2 separate regions of the Homo sapiens genome follow, and region 2 is linked to region 1. The links are chromatin loops, found by intact Hi-C in ENCODE. Cell type or tissue: Caco-2. All regions are shown on one strand. Each heading gives the region's core, and the rest is flanking DNA. Links, peaks and the distances in the headings are about the cores only. Region 1 overlaps ANKRD11 (ankyrin repeat domain containing 11). Region 2 overlaps ANKRD11 (ankyrin repeat domain containing 11).

What was found. A loop is a pair of places that touch in the nucleus more often than their neighbours do. Peaks named below come from ENCODE experiments on the same cell type or tissue, not always from the same donor. Only the 100,000 strongest peaks of a DNase experiment are listed, where the experiment ranks them.
Region 2: a loop joins it to region 1, with 1.9 times the contacts of the local background. A loop is called at or near these places in 26 of 110 quality-filtered maps.

The regions. Positions count from the first base shown.
Region 1 is chr16:89,401,977-89,410,856 of GRCh38, forward strand. All of the region lies in intron 2 of ANKRD11 (ankyrin repeat domain containing 11), which reads right to left. The region is part of intron 1 of LOC128462377; the gene reads right to left. Among named protein-coding and RNA genes, the nearest start is that of ANKRD11, 84 kb to the right of the region's middle. RefSeq lists enhancers at 1-413, 3,063-3,112. In Caco-2, for the core only: no CTCF peak of the experiment used is centred there; DNase peaks (open chromatin) are centred at 3,765 and 6,100.
Region 2 is chr16:89,474,394-89,483,273 of GRCh38, forward strand. All of the region lies in intron 1 of ANKRD11 (ankyrin repeat domain containing 11), which reads right to left. Among named protein-coding and RNA genes, the nearest start is that of ANKRD11, 12 kb to the right of the region's middle. In Caco-2, for the core only: no CTCF peak of the experiment used is centred there; a DNase peak (open chromatin) is centred at 4,508.

The DNA of each region.
Region 1 (8,880 bases), core at 215-8,214:
CCTGCAGACAGCTTGGTCTCAGAGCCGTGGGAGAACAGATCCTTGCTGTGAAAGCTCCTGGTCTGTGGTGATTTATCACGGCAGCCCCGAAAGACCCCCACACCAAGTTTCACTCTCTGTCCATGGACCTCTTTAATGGAAATCCTGACTTTTCCATAAGGCACTGAATCTGTGTAACTTTTAGAGTAAGGAGGACGACCTACAGTTCACTGCATGAAAGCACAGCCCTTCCAACAAAGGCAGGCGAAATGTGGAACCAATTATATCTGGGTGCCTACACGTGACGTACGCCAGTTCTTTGTAGAAAGAACGAGGCTTGTCTCAGCGATACTAATGTACAGTTCACATGAACTCCTAACCTTAGCCAGCCACAATAAGGTATCTGGGATTGAGCGCTTATTTAAATCGGTAGGCACATCAATTTAAATTTAGGTAGTAGCTCAGCCTGTACCTAACACATGAGGAAGCCGAGGCGGGAAGATCGGTTGACTCCAAGAGTTCAAGAGCATCCTGGGAATGACAGGGAGACCCCGCCTCTAGAAAAACATTTAAAAATTGCTGCGTATGGTGCCGCACACCAGCAGAGTCCCAGCTACTCGGGAGGCTGAGGTGGGAGGATTGGTTGAGCCTGGGAGTTCAAGCCTTGAGTGAGCTGTGGGTGGGGGGGGCAGCACTGCAGGGTGAGGTGAAGGGGGTGGTTCTGCGGGAGGAGGTGAGGTGGCTCTGCGAGGTTAGGAGAGGGGGCAGGGGCTCTGTGGGGTGAGATAGGGGGTATCTGCAGGGTGAGGTGAGGGGACAGCTCTGTGGGATGAGGTGAGGTGGGGGTTCTGCGGAATGAGGTTGGGGGGGCGGCACTGCGGGAGGAGGTGGGCGGGGTGGGGCCTGCAGACCCTCCAGGCTCTCCCGGGGGAAGGAGCCCCATCAGGGCCAGCACTGCGCCACTCCCAACAAAGCAGGCAACCTAGCCTGCCAGTGGAGACCTCTTTTCCGCCTGGGCTCCAGCTCTAGAGCAAGGCCAGTCACCTCAGCCCCACCATCAAACACCAGGCTCCACATGGGCACTGCCTCGCTCAACTGCGTGGTGGCGGGTGGCCTGGAACGCTGCTGTCATCACTGCACGTGGACACATCATCAACCTCTCAGCGTGACGTGCCCTCGTGCTTTCAGGTAAAACACTACAGAGAAACTTCCTGTTGGCAGGTGGACCCCGCACTCCCTAGGGCCTGATCCGCTCCCTCTCTTCTGCTTTACGGGCACTGACAGGAAGTATCTGATGCGCACTCACTCACACCAGCCACGCACATGTTGTGAGCAATCCTGTGTGGCCTGCTCCCCCCTCCTGACCGGCCCCTCCTGACTGGCCCCAGCACCGCGTGGAAGAACATGGAGGAGCTCATCTGTCTGAGGATAGGAAGCAGCAGAGCACACGCAGGTGAGGGCAGAGCGGGGAACCCAAGTCCCGAGGAAGTTTCTCAGTAAGCGAGGCCCCGCGCTCTGGGAGGGCACCCCCAGGAAGCCCACACATAAAGCAACTGGACACACGCTCAACTACGACTGGGCAATGACAGTAGCTTAAAAAAAAAAAGTACACCACCAAACAGACAAAGACCAGAGACCACTTACATAAAAGCCCTGCTGCCTCCCCGGGAAGGGATTTCAAAACACTTCTTTAGGTGAGCACGACAGCACGTGCCTTTAATCACAGCTACTCAAGAGGCTGAGGCAGGAAGATGACTTGAGGCCATAAGTTTGAGGCCAATCTGGGCAACAGAGCAAGCCCACCTCTAAAAAAGTAAAAATAAAAAAATTAGGCGGGTGTGGTGACATGCGTCTGGAGTCCCAGCTACTCGGAAGGCTGAGGAAGGGGCATCATTTCAGTCCAAGAGTTGAGGCTGCAGTAAGCCATGACTGCACTCCAGCCTGGTCAACAAAGCAAGACTTGTCTCTTAAAAAAGCAAAACAACAACACATCTTTATATTATAGGGCACAGAAAGGAGCAAGATTATAAAACTAAAATAGGGTGAAAGAATGCAAGAGACTCAGAACTATGGCAAACTTATAACTAAAATTCCAAACTACAGGAAACTCTCAGAGCAAACGCTGCATCACATAAGCTGCTAGCCCGGCACATGATTGTGAAGAATCAGGAGTCCTCTCAGCACCAACAGACAGTCATGGACACAGCCCACAGGTGGCTCGACCCACCAGCCTCAGGCAGCATGGGGTTGAGAGGGGAAGCCCAGTTTGGCCGACTGTAGAACCCTGTTCTAGTCTCCTATCCACCCTCACCAAGGCACTAAATCACCAGCAAAGACTCTGAGAACATCAACATCTGTGTAACTAAGGAAAATGGAAGTGCAGGAAGGAATACATTTTTGTAATCAAAGGGCATGAAAAAAATTGCCTTCACTGAAAACACTGAAAAGGTACAACCCTATTATGTCTCCTGCTAGGAAAAATTTTCCTCTGCTTTTAAAGGATTAATAGCCACAAAATATTATTTTGTTATTCTGGTGTCCTCCAGAAAATGAGCCAACAGTTTGAAGGGTATGGGGTAAAGAGAAGAGAAGGAAAAGCTGCTTTTGAAAACACTGTTGACTCGCAAAGTTACCAGCACTCTATCAGGCTAATGCCTAGGTCAGGAGAAGACAGACGCAGTCACTACTATGGATCCTGAGGGCGAGAAACTCTGGATGCCACAAAGTGGCATGTTCAACCTTCCTACAAGCACACAGAGGTGAAGCCTGGAGAACAGGCAGGGACAGGCCCAGCTGGCCATGTGCTCAGCCACGCCTACCTCGCAAGGTCATTCTGAGGATGAAGGCATCATGGATCCAAATGCCACCTTGACGCTGAATGTACTACACAATAAAAGAACCACTGTAAATCACACTATTGACTCTTGCTTGGTTGATGTTCTTTCCTTTACAGTAAAGTGAACTCGTGGACAAACATCGTGTCCACAGACCACCATAAATGTAGTTTGTTGTTTTAAATAAAACTGAAATCAGACTTCCAAAAAGAAACATCTAAAAACTTCTCCTCTCCCATCCCACCAGAGCCATGGCCCACAACACAGCCCGACGCCCCGTCACACGCTCTCACAGGACAACTGCCCACACCAGTTAACCTGGTGTCACGGTGGAGGCGAGGTTGCGGTGAGTGGAGATCACGCCATTGCACTCCAGCCTGGGCGACAGAGCAAGACTCCATCTCAAAAAAATAAATAAATAAAAAATCTTGTGGAAGGAGGTACCACATATGCGGTCTGTTGTGGAACAAAATGCCGTTACGTGGGGCATGACTGTATTCTGTAGGGCACATTTGCAAAACAGCTCCTCTAGTCACATAGGTAACTGTTTTTGAGACAAGTTCTGGCTCTGTCACGCAGGCTAGAGTGCAGTGGTGTGATATGAGCTCACCGTAGCCTCGACCTCCTGGGCTCAGGCGATCCTCCCACCTCGGCTTCCCCAACTAGCTGTGACTACAGGCACGTGCCACCACACCTGGCTCATTTTTTTTTTTTTTTTTTTTTGGTAGAGACAGGGTTCTCACTATGTTGTCCGGGCTGGTCTCGAACTCCTGGGTTGCAGCAATCCTCCCGCCTCAGCCTCCCAAAGTGCTGGGATTACAGGCCTGAGCCGCCATGCCCGGCTTTCTAGGTAACTTTCCTATCAGCCTTCCTGACTGCTGCAGATAAGGCATGTTCTCACAGGGACAATTCAGGAAATGCACCAAAGCGTCCTCAAGGCCTGTCCACGAAGCTCCTCCTTCCAGCCAGACCCTGGGGCTTAGGGGTCAAATTCCTCACACCTTCCCCCAGCGCTCCTCACAAAGGATGCACTGCAGTCAATCCCAACTTAGCTCCAGCAAGAATAATCCCAGCACTTTGGGAGCCAACGCCGGCAGATCACCTGAGGACAGGAGTTCGAGAGCAGTCTGGCCAACATGGTAAAGCCCCGTCTCTACTAAAAAGACAAAAACTTACCGGGCGTGGTGGCACACACCTGCAATCTCGGCTACTCAGGAGGCTGAGGTGGGAGAATCACCTGAACCCCGAAGGCAGAGGCTGCAGTGAACCAAGATCGCATAACTGCACTCCAGCCTGGGTGACAAAGGGAGATTCCATCTCAAAAAAAAAAAAAAAAAAAACCTTCAGCCAGAAAATCACCAAAGTCCTAAGTCTGGTTATGCCCTTTGTTTTCTATTTCTTAATAATAAAAACACAGCAAGGGGTTTGGTGCTGTGAGCAAGGGGCTCTCTGAGAGTCGGCACCCACACGTGCTGGTCTCCAGGACAGACATGTCTCAGGCCAACGGCACTGACAGAAGCACAGACCCTCACTGCCAGGTCACGGCGGGCACGGGAAACCCACACCTGGGCCTCGGCCACACTCCTGAGGGCGACAAAACACCAGCCGGCGCGCTCTGAGACTTGCGGTCAGTCCTAGAGGAGAAGCAGCAGCTGCTGAGAAGGCCGCACGGGCAAAGGAGCCACCGTGCACCGTGACAAGACAACATGTTCGTTGGCCATGCCCGGTGTCAGCACGCAGACACACAGGCACCAGAGGCTGCAGCGAGGAAGACAGATGTGCTTCCCCAGTGCTTATGGTCTGGGTGGGGACAGAAAAGAGACAAGGAAGGCCCAGGGCAGGACATCAGACACAGGGTTTTAGTTAACCAGGACTGTGATGCCGGCATCTGCCTGGAGGAAGGAAGGACAGACTTCTGAAGAAGATGGACCTCAGTGCCTCCTTCACGCTGATAAGCGATCCCACCAAGCATGACCCACAGCACAGGACAAAGCCTTGTGTCCAGGACAGGGTGCCCTCCGGGAGGCAGCAGAAAGGACAGCTGTGGAATATGGAAGGGGAAAAGGAAAAGGGAACAGGAGACAAATCAGCAACATTAAGAACATCAGGCCGGACGTGGTGGCTCACGCCCATAATCCCAGCACTTTGGGAGGCCAGGGGAAGGGGGAGCAGATCACTTGAGGTCAGGAGTTTGAGACCAGCCTGGACAATATGGTGAAACCCTGTCTCTACTAAAAACACAAAAAATTAGCCGGACATGGTGGCAGGCATCTGTAACCCCAGGTACTCGGGAGGCTGAGGCTGGTGAAGCCCAGGTACTCGGGAGGCGGAGGAGGCGGTGAGTTGAGACGTGCCACTGCACTCCAGCCTGGGCAACAAGAGCGAAACCCCGTCTCAAAAAGATAAAAAAAAAAGAACACGCAGACAGAAAAGAATGACCTAAGAAGGCACACGAGGAACATCAGCAAAGGACTGACAGAAAAAGACTCATATTTTTATATAAGGAACACGGGGGGAAAAAGAAAAAAAAATTAAAAGGAAAAGATGAATAGATGATATGGCCAGAGGTTTAAAGAAAGAGACAACGAGATAAAAGCAGGAAGCCCCAGCAACACTGGGCTGCCTCCCCAGGCCCTTCCCAGCATTTCCTGCCAGCAGGGCCCCTGCCCCAAGCCAAAAAGGAACCACGTTCGCCTCGTCAGGGCTGTTGCACGACAGCCGCACACACCTAAGAAACAAACTCCTTCTGGGCCGCGCAACATGGCTCACACCTGCAATCCAAGCACTTTGGGAGGCCGAGGCAGGTGGATTGCTTGAGTTCAGGAGTTCAAGACCAGCCTGAGTAACACGGCGAGACGCCGTCTCTATCAAACACACATACACACACACACACACATAGACACACACAGAATTAGCCAGGCATTGTGGTGTGCCCCTGCAGTCCCAGCTACTTGAGAGGCTGAAGCAGGAGGATCGCTTGAGCCCAGGAGGCAGAGGCTGCAATGAGCCGTGATCCGGCCACTGCACTCCCACCTGAGTGAGAGTCAGATCCTGTCTCCCTCCAAAAAAAAAAAAAAAAAAAAAGAAGAAGAAGAAATATTAACTCCTTTGTCCACATAGTAAAACTCAGTCTTCCATTAACTTCAAAAAGCCAAACTGATAAGTTTTTAAGTAAAGAACAAACACATCTATAGCGAAGTGTGGAAAATCACTGTGGTCACTCCCCAGCTACAGCTGCCATGCAGTGGTAGTGCCCCTGCCCTCAAGCTGGTCCCAGACTCAAACAGGAAGCCACTGCACATGTGTGACCACTGGCCAGGCAAAGAGAGGCCAAGACAGCTCGAAGGACTTGCGCATGGCCCCAGAAGGCTGCACTATGTGGCAAGCACTGGATGCATACAGATACTCGGCCAAGAAACTCCCTGAGAGAGCTCACACCAGCGCTGTTCCCTCAGAAGCCCAGTTCTCCACCCTAGAGAAGTGGCAGCCCTTCCACATTCACTTTAGCCTTGGGCTACCACAGACATGGTGACCAGGACAAAGAGGCGTGAAGCTGGCAAAACCACCAGGTTTGATGCACAGAAAGGCCAGCATCAGCACCCAGTTGCCTGGGCAGAGGAGGAAGAGGATGGCAGGTACACAGGCCGTTAGAAACGGCCTCACCCTGACCCTGAGCGTGGTGGCAAGTGGCCGACCCAGATTCCCTCACCCTGCTCTGGCACACCGCAGGCCAGCTGCATCTGGCAGGAGTGTAACAGCCAGTGCCCAGGCTGACGAGCGTGAGCACTGCCCCACACACACTCAGACCCTCAGGAAGAGCATGAAAGACGTCCCAGCCGTGCCCACAGCTACAGCAGCCCCTCCTCGCACCCCCTGCCACCCTCCCTAGAGTCCAGCGCTAATACAACCACCTCTGGCCTCAGAGTCCCCGGGACTCACTCACTCACTTCACTGATCAGCCGTGGAATCCTGAATTCAAACCCTACTTCCTAAACATCTTTTGAGGCCTACATTCCTCTTGTAATAAAAATAAGGAAAATGCAATTTTCTGGGATTTTGTAGGAAAAAAAGAGAACATAAGTGAAGATATCTAGCAGAGCATGTGCCTCTCACAGACCTTAGGAGTTACTGGGAAATACAAGTGAACAGGCCGCTGTGGAGTGCGGTTTCTAAAAGTAGGAGGAATACAGAAAAGGCGGCCCCAACCCTGCCTCTGGGAGCAAAACCAAAAAGAGCCACAGCCACAGCAGAGAATTCAGAAAAGCCACCTGCACAAAAGGCCAGAGCAGCCAAGGGAAGCTGGGGGCCCAGGCCAGTGAGCCCTGGGGCCAGGTATCAGGCCCCTCAAAGAGCAGAAAACAGATTTTTTAGGTGAAGCCGACGGTCTGAGGAAATGAGATGAGCTCACACACCTGATGACAGCTTCCCTCAGCAATTCCACCCGCCTCCACAGGACTCAGACCAAGTCCTGGTGTTAGAATAAATCACTAGGCTACAAGAAAGCTCAAACCCCCACAGGTTCTAGCACTCCTAGCCACCAACACAACTCTGTTCAAGATCCACCTATCAACAGGGGTGGGGTGGGAAGGCGGTCCCCATCCTCAGGCCATTCTTCCTCCGTGGGTTGCAGCCAGGGTTTCCTGTGGGTCGTCTTGTGCACGTCACGGCCCTGCCCACAGCATAAAAACATACAGGTGTGAGGGAGATGAGCAAGACAGCTAGCTTTTCACAAGAGCAGGAAAGGCTGGGTGCTGCGACTCACGCCTGTAATCACACAGCGTTGGGAGGCAGAGGAGGAAGGACTGCTTAAGGCCAGGAGTTCCAGGCCAGTCTGAGCAACATAGCAAGATCCTGTTGTACCAAAACACACACACACACGAAAACTGGTTGTCGTGTTACTAAAAGTTTCCATTACAACACTGAAGTTTAGAATACAGTATTACTAGGCCAAAATATCCTGGCATTTTATAGGATTTCTTTAACAAAATCTGATCACATCTAAACTGGCATCTTTCTGCTCACTTCTCAATTTCAATCTAAATTTATTTATTTATTTATTTATTTTTTGAGATGGGAGTCTCGCTCTGTCGCCCAGGCTGGAGTGTAGTGGCACAATCTCAACTCACTGCAAGCTCCGCCTCCCGGGTTCACGCCATTCTCCTGCCTCAGCCTCCTGAGTAGCTGGGACTACAGGCGCCCGCCACCACGCCCGGCTAATTTTTTGTATTTTTAGTAGAGACGGGTTTTCACGGTGTGAGCCAGGATGGTCTCGATCTCCTGACCTCGTGATCCGCCCGCCTCGGCCTCCCAAAGTGCTGGGATTACAGGCGTGAGCCACCGCGTCCAGCCTCAATCTAAATTTAAAACACAGTTTGCTGTTCAGCTACAGGGCAGAATTTCACACGGAGCAGGCACCTCACAGATGCCAACCCGGTGGGTACGGCCCTTTGAGTGTCACCTAAAGCCTCATAACATCATCACCAAGCCCATCCCCAAAAGCTGTAGTTAGTAAGCCACCAGGATTTGATATTTAGAAACTTTTCCCACTAACAAAAAACAAGCAAGAATAAATTTTAAACAAAGGCTGACTGTACCAAGGAAATGGAGATAATAAACAGAAAAAGACTCATGGACACTGGTGTTGGGAGTGATGGTCTTAGCCCTCAGACCAGACTAAGACACCCTGCAGAGCTGAGGCTGTCAGGAACCACGCAGAGCCACGGAAGGGAAACACCTGCCCCCGGGCTACAAAGGCCACCCTCTGCCCTCTGCTTACTGCTCTGGTTCTGCCCTCCAGACACAAGCAGGTCCCTAAAGCAGTTGCTATCCTGCTGACGTGCTGACACCATCAGATATGAACAAGAATCCCAGTTTTATTTTTCCTAATAAATAAATCATCCATTTAGCAAAACGTCAACGATACCAAAAGCTATGAAAGCATCCTTGGATTTACAAAGAACCCTCGCTTCTCATTTCCCTTATTTTCCCATGCCCAGGCAGAGAGCCCTCTAAGCCCATGGGAAGCTTAACAGAAGGGGGTGGGGAGTGGCCAACTGTGGCCAGGGCA
Region 2 (8,880 bases), core at 592-8,591, 73 kb after region 1:
AATGACTGAGCCCAGGACCTTGAGACCAGCCTGGGCAACATGGTGAGACCCTGTCTCTACCTTATGTAAAAAAAAAAAAAAAAATTTAAGACCAGAAATATACCCCCACACATCATCCCATTTGAAAGAAAAGCTTTCATCCATGCTACTTCCTTCCATGCACAAATAATGACTGGTTGCCAGAAAGGCAGCACAGGTCACTCTTCAGAACTCCAAATGCTCTTTCCAACCTACCACCAACACACATGATGCCAACCCCACTGAGACCAAGGCAGCCTCCCAAGCTCAGAGAGACTCCGAGACCAAGTTCTTCATAACTGAACTCACAGCTTCAATTATTTCATACTCAATCACTATATTCCAAGTTTTTTATAATTAACAAAATGCTGCCTTCAAGGTTACATATGCCACCAACGTCAATCCTCAGAACACTGCATAACATCCCAAAACTTACACATGTATCATCCAAATAAAAAAATAAAATGTAAGTTAAATCTTCAAACGCAAATTTGTGCTGATGATCTAGAAGGAAAGCTGGGCCCTGCCTGGCCGGGAGCTGCCTCCTTTCTTCCCCAGCTTTGTGCAGGGCCACCCCTGCCCTCTCCTCACCCCTGCTGGTGCAGTGAGATGAGGACCTCAAGTAAGGGGGTGGCAGCCGGGACTTCCACAATTCAGGGCAATCTCTGGCATCTGTTGTTCAGTCAGTAATTTTCCAACAGACCCTCTTGACTGTGACGGGCAGAGAAAGGCTGGGGAGCTCTTGGGTCGTCAGTGGGTTGGAGAGATGGACTAACTCACAGGTAGGAAAAAAGGCAATGACCACTCCACTGGAGAACAAAGCCCACAGCATTTAAGCTGGAGGGACAAGAAAATCCAATCATTCTGATGATGCAGCTCCTGAGGCTCCGTGGCCAAGCTGGGATGTGAAAGAAGACAATTCCATTCCCCTCCCTCATCACCAGGTGACTGCTGCCTCCCAGAGAGCTCCCTCATGAAAGCCCCGTAACCCACCACGCTGCACTGTTTCTATAGCAACCAGAAAGAAAATATAAAGCAAGCAGTTTCACATGAAAATTATTCTCTATTAAAATGAAATATTGCAGTCAGGAAAAGAATTTTGATAAAGAACTAGGTAGAAGACATCGGTAACATTAATGCTAATTATTTATTCACTACCCACACAAAAGATAATTTTTCCTAAAATTTTAAGATAATCTTTTATCGTTCACACTGGAAGTCTGAAAACAGTACTACAGCAAGTCAACAACAAACAATTACAATCAAAATTCTGTTCTATGCTGTGATATCTCCACGAAACACAAAATGCTCTCCCAAGTTTAAAGAGGGATAAGGAACACGAAAACAACTGACCCCGGCCAGGTGCGGGGGCTCACACCTGGAATCCCAGCATTTTGGGAAGCCAAGGTGGGTGGATCAATTGAGGTGAGGAGTTCAAGACCAGCCTGGCCAACATGGTGAAACCCTGTCTCTACTAAAAAAATTTAAAAATTAACCAGGCGTGGTGGTGGGCACCTGTAGTCCCAGCTACTTGGGAGGCTGAGGCAGATGAAGTGCTTGAAACCGGGAGGTGGAGGTTGCAGGGAGCCAAGATCACGCCACTGCACTCCAGCCTGAGTGATAGAGCGAGACTGTGTCTCAAAAAAAAAAAAAAAGAAAAAGAAAACAACTGAGCCAAACAATGGAGAAAACACAGAAAATATGCAAATTATGAGAACAAAAAAAATTCAGCCAATGCCTTCTCACATCAAAATACCAAAACTACAAAGCCAATTTCAGGTATACCAACCCATTCTCAAAAGATGAAATCAAATTCAAATGAACCTATCTTTGCCTATCTTTGACATCCCTAAAGCCACCTGTGACTTGTCACAGCCTTAATAACCCACCACAATCGGGATGGTCATATGTCCCCTGAAGTCACAGAAACAGAACTCTCAACTAGCAGACTGTTAACGTGTCCTATTATCCTCAGGTTCTTGGGTTATTCGTAGAATAGCAAAGCAAACTACCTGCTTTGTAACGATATCATTTACACATCAACATCAGGAATAAATACAAACCAAAACCTGGCCAAACCAGGAGAGGTGCCTGGACCAGGACAGGCAGACCCAACGCCTACGCTTGCTTCTAACCAGCCTGGGCAGGTGGGCAGGTTACAACACACTCCTGACTCAGCCAGGTGGGGCTCTGCAGCCTGGCAGTTACAGACACTGAGACCTCAAGCCGCAGGCACTAGCCTGCCAAAAAAGACTTCTCCTCCTTGGTCTCACAGCCAACAGTTTGGACACATATCCTAGAGGTATACTACACTTCCAGCAAAGAGATGGGGGCCCAAGGCCCACCCCAAACCACTTCATCCTCCCCTCACCACACTCTGAATCTGGTTCTCTCAGAGGCATGATGAGAGCTGGGGTGGAGAGGTGTGGAAAAGACACAGTCCTGACTTCAGAGTCCCTCTGGGCAGACTCATCTCACAGTATCGCGTAACACACAACACACGTTTATACACGGGCACAGACTGGAACACATGATATGGTAACAATCTATAATACGAGGAGCTCGTTAAGCTCAGAGATGAAAGGGGAAGTGAGTGGAAGACCACACCGTGAGCATCTATTAATAAAAGCAGACGGAGTAAGAAACAGAGAAAAAGGTTCTCCTTTGGTCTTGTCTTTCTTTGTCTACTATTTAAAACACGAGAGAATTAGCTAGTTAAATTTATATCTCAGAAAACAGGCACAATAGAAGTATAAAAGCCATCACCTTTAAGTCATTTCCCCTTTTTTTTTTTTTTTGGAGACAGAGTCTCACTCTGGTGCCCAAGCTGGAGTGCAGTGGCGCCATCTCGGCTCACTGCAACCTCCACCTCCCATGTTCAAGCGATTCTCCTGCCTCAGCCTCCTCAGTAGCTGGGATGACAGGCATGGGCCACCACGCGTAATTTCTTTTTTTTCTCTCTGAGATGGCGTCTCACTCTGTCACCCAGGCTGGAGTGCAGTGGTGCGATTCTGGCTCACTGCAACCTCCACCTCCTGGGTTCAACCGATTCTCCTGCCTCACCCTCCCGAGTAGCTGAGATTACAGGCGCCTGCCACCACGCCCAGCTAATTTTTTGTATTTTTAGAAGAGACAGGGTTTCACCATGTGGCCCAGGCTGGTCGCGAACTCCTGACCTCAGGTGATCCACCCGCTTCAGCCTCCCAAAGTGCTGGGATTACAGGTGTGAGCCACTGGGCCCGGCAGTATTTAGCATTTTAATAATAAAAATATTGGAGAGGCCGGGCGCGGTGGCTCATGCCTGTAATCCCAGCACTTTGGGAGGCTGAGCAGGTACATCACCTGAGGTCAGGAGTTCAAGACCAGCCTGGCCAACATGGTGAAACCCCAACTCTACTAAAAATTCAAAAATCAGCCAGGTGTGGTGGCAGGCAGGAGAACTGCTTGAATGCAGGAGAACTGCTTGAACGCAGGAGGCGAAGGTTTCAGTGAGCCAAGATCACGCCACTGCACTCCAGTCTGGGGACAGAGCAAGACTCCATCTCAAAAATAATAACAAAAAATTAAAAAATCAGACCTAATATTTGTTTCTTGGTATGTATTCTTTCTATTCCAATTTATTATGGCTTCAAAAGAAGCCCAAAAAATCAAAAAAGAAAAATAAAACAATGGCTTAATGAGAGGAGCGCTTAATAAACTGAAATTTTGTTTAACACTTTCAGGAACAGTTCCCAACGTTGTTGTCAGGGCACAGTGACAGTGGCCCAGCTGCCTCGCCAGCAGCACACACAGGCCTCTGGGGCCAGCAGAGAAACACTCCCAGTGCCTTCAAGAACCCCATTTTCACATCCAGGGTCCAGGAAACAGACATGCACGTCGGACTATCACCCTAGTGAGAAAGAAGGAAAGCCACATTGGGGTTGGTTTTTTTTTTAACGTCCTTCAAATCTATGGAAGACATCCTCTTCTACACAACTCATAGGAAAAAAGATCCCTCTGAGGTTAAGCAACCCGACGCCTCCACACCACAACTGAACATCCTCCTACAGCCCCCACCCGGTAACTCATTACTTTCCAAAGAGAATGGGTCTCAAGGTCTCAAGGACCCACTGCCCTCCAAAAAAGCAACCTGGACATCCTGCTGACAACTGAGCATCATACAAATGTGTCCCTTTCGTCCCCGCTGCCCTCCAACAGTCACCCCCCAGAGCGAAGCTGCCTGTACAGGCCACGTCCTCTCCTCCAGCAGCCGGCTACGCGCAGCTCTCCGGCACAGCCATCACCTGCACCACTAAAGCGGGTGGCAGTTTCTGCCCGTGACATTTCTCATTAGGACTTTCCACAATTCTTGAGGCTTAATGCAAATTCCTTATTCCCATGACTAACATCAAAGAACCACACCTCCAAAGACTGACACTGGGATTATTCCTAAATTTCTCAAGGATGAGGTAATCTGGAGGTTAAACATGCCTGAACTGAGCTGTCCTCACTTGGGCCCTCCAGACCTTTCACTTGTTGGGTGTGTAAATAATGACCCAACACTTTTTCTTTTCTTTTTTGAGATGTTCTCACTCTGTCACCGGGGCTAGAGACCAGTGGCATGATCTCAGCTCACTGCAACCTCAACCTTCGGGCCTCAAGACCCACACCTTTGGCAGCTGTGTAACTAGTGGGTCCTCCTGTTCCTGTGGACAGCAGTCCCATCAACAGCAAGTCACGCCACCACCTACCCCACAACCCAACCCAGTCCCTGAAGATTCAGGTGACAGTTAACTGACGTCAAGAGAGTGCAACATCACTAGAAAAACATTAATGACGGCCAGACGCAGTGGCGAGACTCCACTCAAACAAAAACAAAAAAAGGAAAAAAAAAACACTAATTACAAGGAAAGTTTGCCTCCTAGATAAAACACATGTGACCTGATATAAAAAATATCTAGGCCTGGCGCAGTGGCTCACACCTGCAATCCCAGCACTTAAGGAGGCCGAGGCAGGCGGATCATCTGAGGTCGGGAGTTTGAGACCAGCCTGACCAACACGGAGAAACCCCATGTCTACTAAAAATACAAAAAAATTAGCTGGGCTTGGTAGCACATGCCTGTAATCCCAGCTATTCTGGAGGCTGAGGCAAGAGAATCATTTGAACCCAGGAGGCGGAGGTTGCAGTGAGCTGAGATCACACCACTGCACTCCAGCCTGGGCAACAGAGCGAAACTCCGCCCCCAAAAAAAATTAAATTAAATTTTAAAAAGGCCAGACGCAGTGGCTCACACCTGTAATCCCAGCACTTTGGGAGGCCGAGGGGGCGGATCACGAGTTCAGGAGATTGAGACCATCCTGGCTAACACGGTGAGACCCCATCTCCACTAAAAATACAAAAAATTAGCCGGGGGTGGTGGCAGGTGCCTGTAGTCCCAACCACTCGGGAGGCTGAGGCAGGAGAATGGCATGAACCTGGGAGTCGGAGCTTGCAGTGAGCCGAGATTGTGCCACTGCACTCCAGCCTGGGTGACAGAGCGAGACTCCATCTCAAAAAAAAAAAAAAAAAAACTAGCCGGGCGTGATGGCACACACCTCTAATCCCAGCTACTCGGGAGGCTGAGGCAGGAGAAATGCTTGAACCCGAGAGGCAGAGGTTGCAGTGAGCTGAGATCGTGTCATTGCACTCCAGCCTGGGCAACAGAGCAAGACTCAGTCTCAAAAAAAAAAAATTAAGTCTTTCCTGCCAAGTATTATTGCCTTCCTTCTCAGACCACAAGCCTTTTTAAAAATCCTAACTTTTAGGCCAGGCGTGATGGCTGACGCCTGTAATCCCAGCACTTTGAGAGGCCAAGGCGGGTGGATCACAAGGTCAGGAGATTGAGACCATTCTGGCTAACATGGCGAAACCCTGACTCTATTAAAAATACAAAAAAATTAGCCGAGCCTGGTGGTGGGTGCCTGTAGTCCCAGCTACTCGGGAGGCTGAGGCAGGAGAATCGCGTGAACCCAGGAGGCGGAGGTTGCAGTGAGCCGAGATCACACCACTGCACTCCAGCCTGGGCGACAGAGTGAGACTCCATCTCAAAAAAAAAGAAAAAAAAAATCCTAACTTTTAAGATTTCCAACCAAATATTAATTAGGTATCTATTAATATGTGCATAGAAGTAACAGAAGATATAAAACAAAAACAAGTCCAAGATGAGCCTAACCATGTATTTGGGCAAACAGAATCCCCGTTCTTCTTTCTATACTCCTTCTAGCAGCAGGCTTCAACCTCCAAAATCTCTAACCCCCTTCTGTTTGGACCCAAAACCACTATCTTGGCCCACATTTTACACTGTCCTGACAAAATATCTGAGGGCAAATACCAGTCTGCCTTGGCCATTAAAGTCATTTAGGCAACACATCTGCCGAGCTGAGCAGAGCCAGCAGGTACCCATCTAACACAAGGCTCCGTCCTGGGCTGTGCCCCTCAAGAATTCCCCAGATAGCCATTTCCTTTCCTCAACTGAGATGCCCACTTCTCCCTCCAGAATGTGGGCAAATCACACCAGTGACGTCCACATCTGTCAAATGTCCCCAGGGCAGAGAATGGAGAGTGACACACAGTAGGCACAAAATAAACAGCACCCAGCTTCTGCCCCACCACCCCGTTCCCCATTCCTGCTTTCTTTTCTGTCTCCTTTGCTCTATCGTTTCACAAAGCCACTCTCCTAACTAATGTTTGCCCCATTCCCTCCACTGGGAATCAATTCATCTTCTCTTTTTCCAAGTCTTTTTAATGAATACCAGTTAACACCATGAAGTCTTCACAATTCACCTACACAGTGTGCTTTCGAGTCCCCTTCCCTATTTCAAGTTTCTCCAGGTTCTCTTGTAGGGATCTTCTTAAGGCTGCATGTGATGTCTTGTGCCTGTCATCCCAGCACTTTGGGAGGCTGAGGCAGGAGGACTACTTGAGGCCAGGAGTTCAACATCAGCCTAAGAAACATAGCGAAACCCCATTTCTACAAAGAATTTTTAAAAATTAGCGCACGTCTGTAGTTCTAGCCACTCATGACGTTGACGCAGGAGGCTCACTTGAGCCCAGAAGCTCAAGGATGCAGTGAGATATGGTCACGCCACTGCACTCCACCCTGAGTGACAGAGCAAGACCTTGTCTCAAAAAAAGAACCATTTAGGCACCATGGTGTTGCAAAGCCAGTGCTTTCATCTAGGCATCCACCGCCTGCAAACTCTGACACATCATCTTCTGCCTCAAAACAAGTAAGCAAATGAAATTCAGGTCTATCATTGCAAACCCTACACAACCCAACTCCAGTCATGCTTCCAGGTTAATCTGCTGTCATCTTCCATCTTCTTGGATGGGCTTTCGTGTTCAGACACGTCTGGCTGACATTCTCACGTTACATGCGGCCTTCCCAGCCTTTGTCCCCAGCCTTCCCGAAGTCGAAGATGCCCTTACTCTGATTTCTGCAGTGACATTCTACTGATTCTTTTTTTAAAACAGAAACATAGCTTACAGTTAAAAAAAAAAAAAATAGCACTTCTTCCCTTAAATCTCCCAGGTCACAGAGCCTTTCCCTCCTCTGATCTATGATCTCTCTTTTCATAAGAACCAATATTTAATGCAAGCTTTAGTCAACTAAATGCATCTTTCTCCCAGATCTCAGAACAGGAGGCCACAGCACTGCACCCAGTGAGCAGCCAATGAACATCTGTGAAGGAAATCAGTGAAACATCAGAAAAAGCAGAGTTTGTCTAGTTTCAGAAGTCCCTTCTATAAAACATGTAGCTCCTTCCAGCTAAAAGAAGACACAAAGCTGTTCTCCCACTGTAGAGCACACTGCACCCCATTTGGAAAAGCAGTCAGGTGAGCCACACGTCAGCCACACCGTGCTTTACAAACATGCCAATGTGTGAACGGTCAGTCACAAAGACATAAAAAAAGATGACTGCCCTCATCAAAACTGCCAAGGTCATGAAAAACAGGGAAACGCTGAGAAATGGTTGCAGACGAGATTAAGGAGACATGACAACTAAATGCAATGTGGGATCCCGGATGGCATCTGAGGACAGCAAGGGAACATTACTGGAAAAACCTCCAGCTTGCTCACCCCTGGAACCTGTGAATGCCTTAGGTTACGTGGAAAAGGGAACTGAGGTTACTAATCAGCAGAGAGGGAGATGACCTCGCAGTGCTCGGGTGGGCCCAATTTGTAACCACAAGGATCCAAAAGTGAAACAAGGGCCAGGCACAGTGGCTCCATGCCTGTAATTCCAGCACTGCTGGGGGGCTGAGGCGGGAGGATTGATTGAGCCCAGGAGGTCGACGCTGCAGTGAGCCTTGATTGTGCCACTGCACTCCAGCCTGGGCAACAGAGCCGAGACTCTCCAAAAAAGCGGGTGGGCAGCAGGAGTCAGAGAGATGCCATGAGGCTGGCTTTGAAGACTGAGGAAAGCACTACAGGCCGAATGCAGGCAGCCTCTGGAACACGGAAAAGACAAGAACACAGATTCTCCCCTGGAGCCTCCAGAAGGAACCAGCCCTACCTACCCAGATTTTAGCCCAGGCAGATCATGTTAGGCTTCTAATCAACAGAACTATAAAACAATAAATCTAAGGTTATGGTGGTTAGTTACAGCAGCGCTGGAAAACCAACACGGGCAGCACTGACACAAGTCCCAGCACTTCTCCAACGCCCAAGAGCTGTTCTCTGTCTCCCTTCCACACCCTCCATTTGCCTTCACTCATCCCCCTGAACCAATATATTTATGGGCTTAGAAGAAAGCTATTAAGGAAAAGGCACAGATTAAGTTCTAAGACAGATTTTCTCCTCAACTCTCTAAAACTTCACCGTACCATTAGCTTCTACTAAA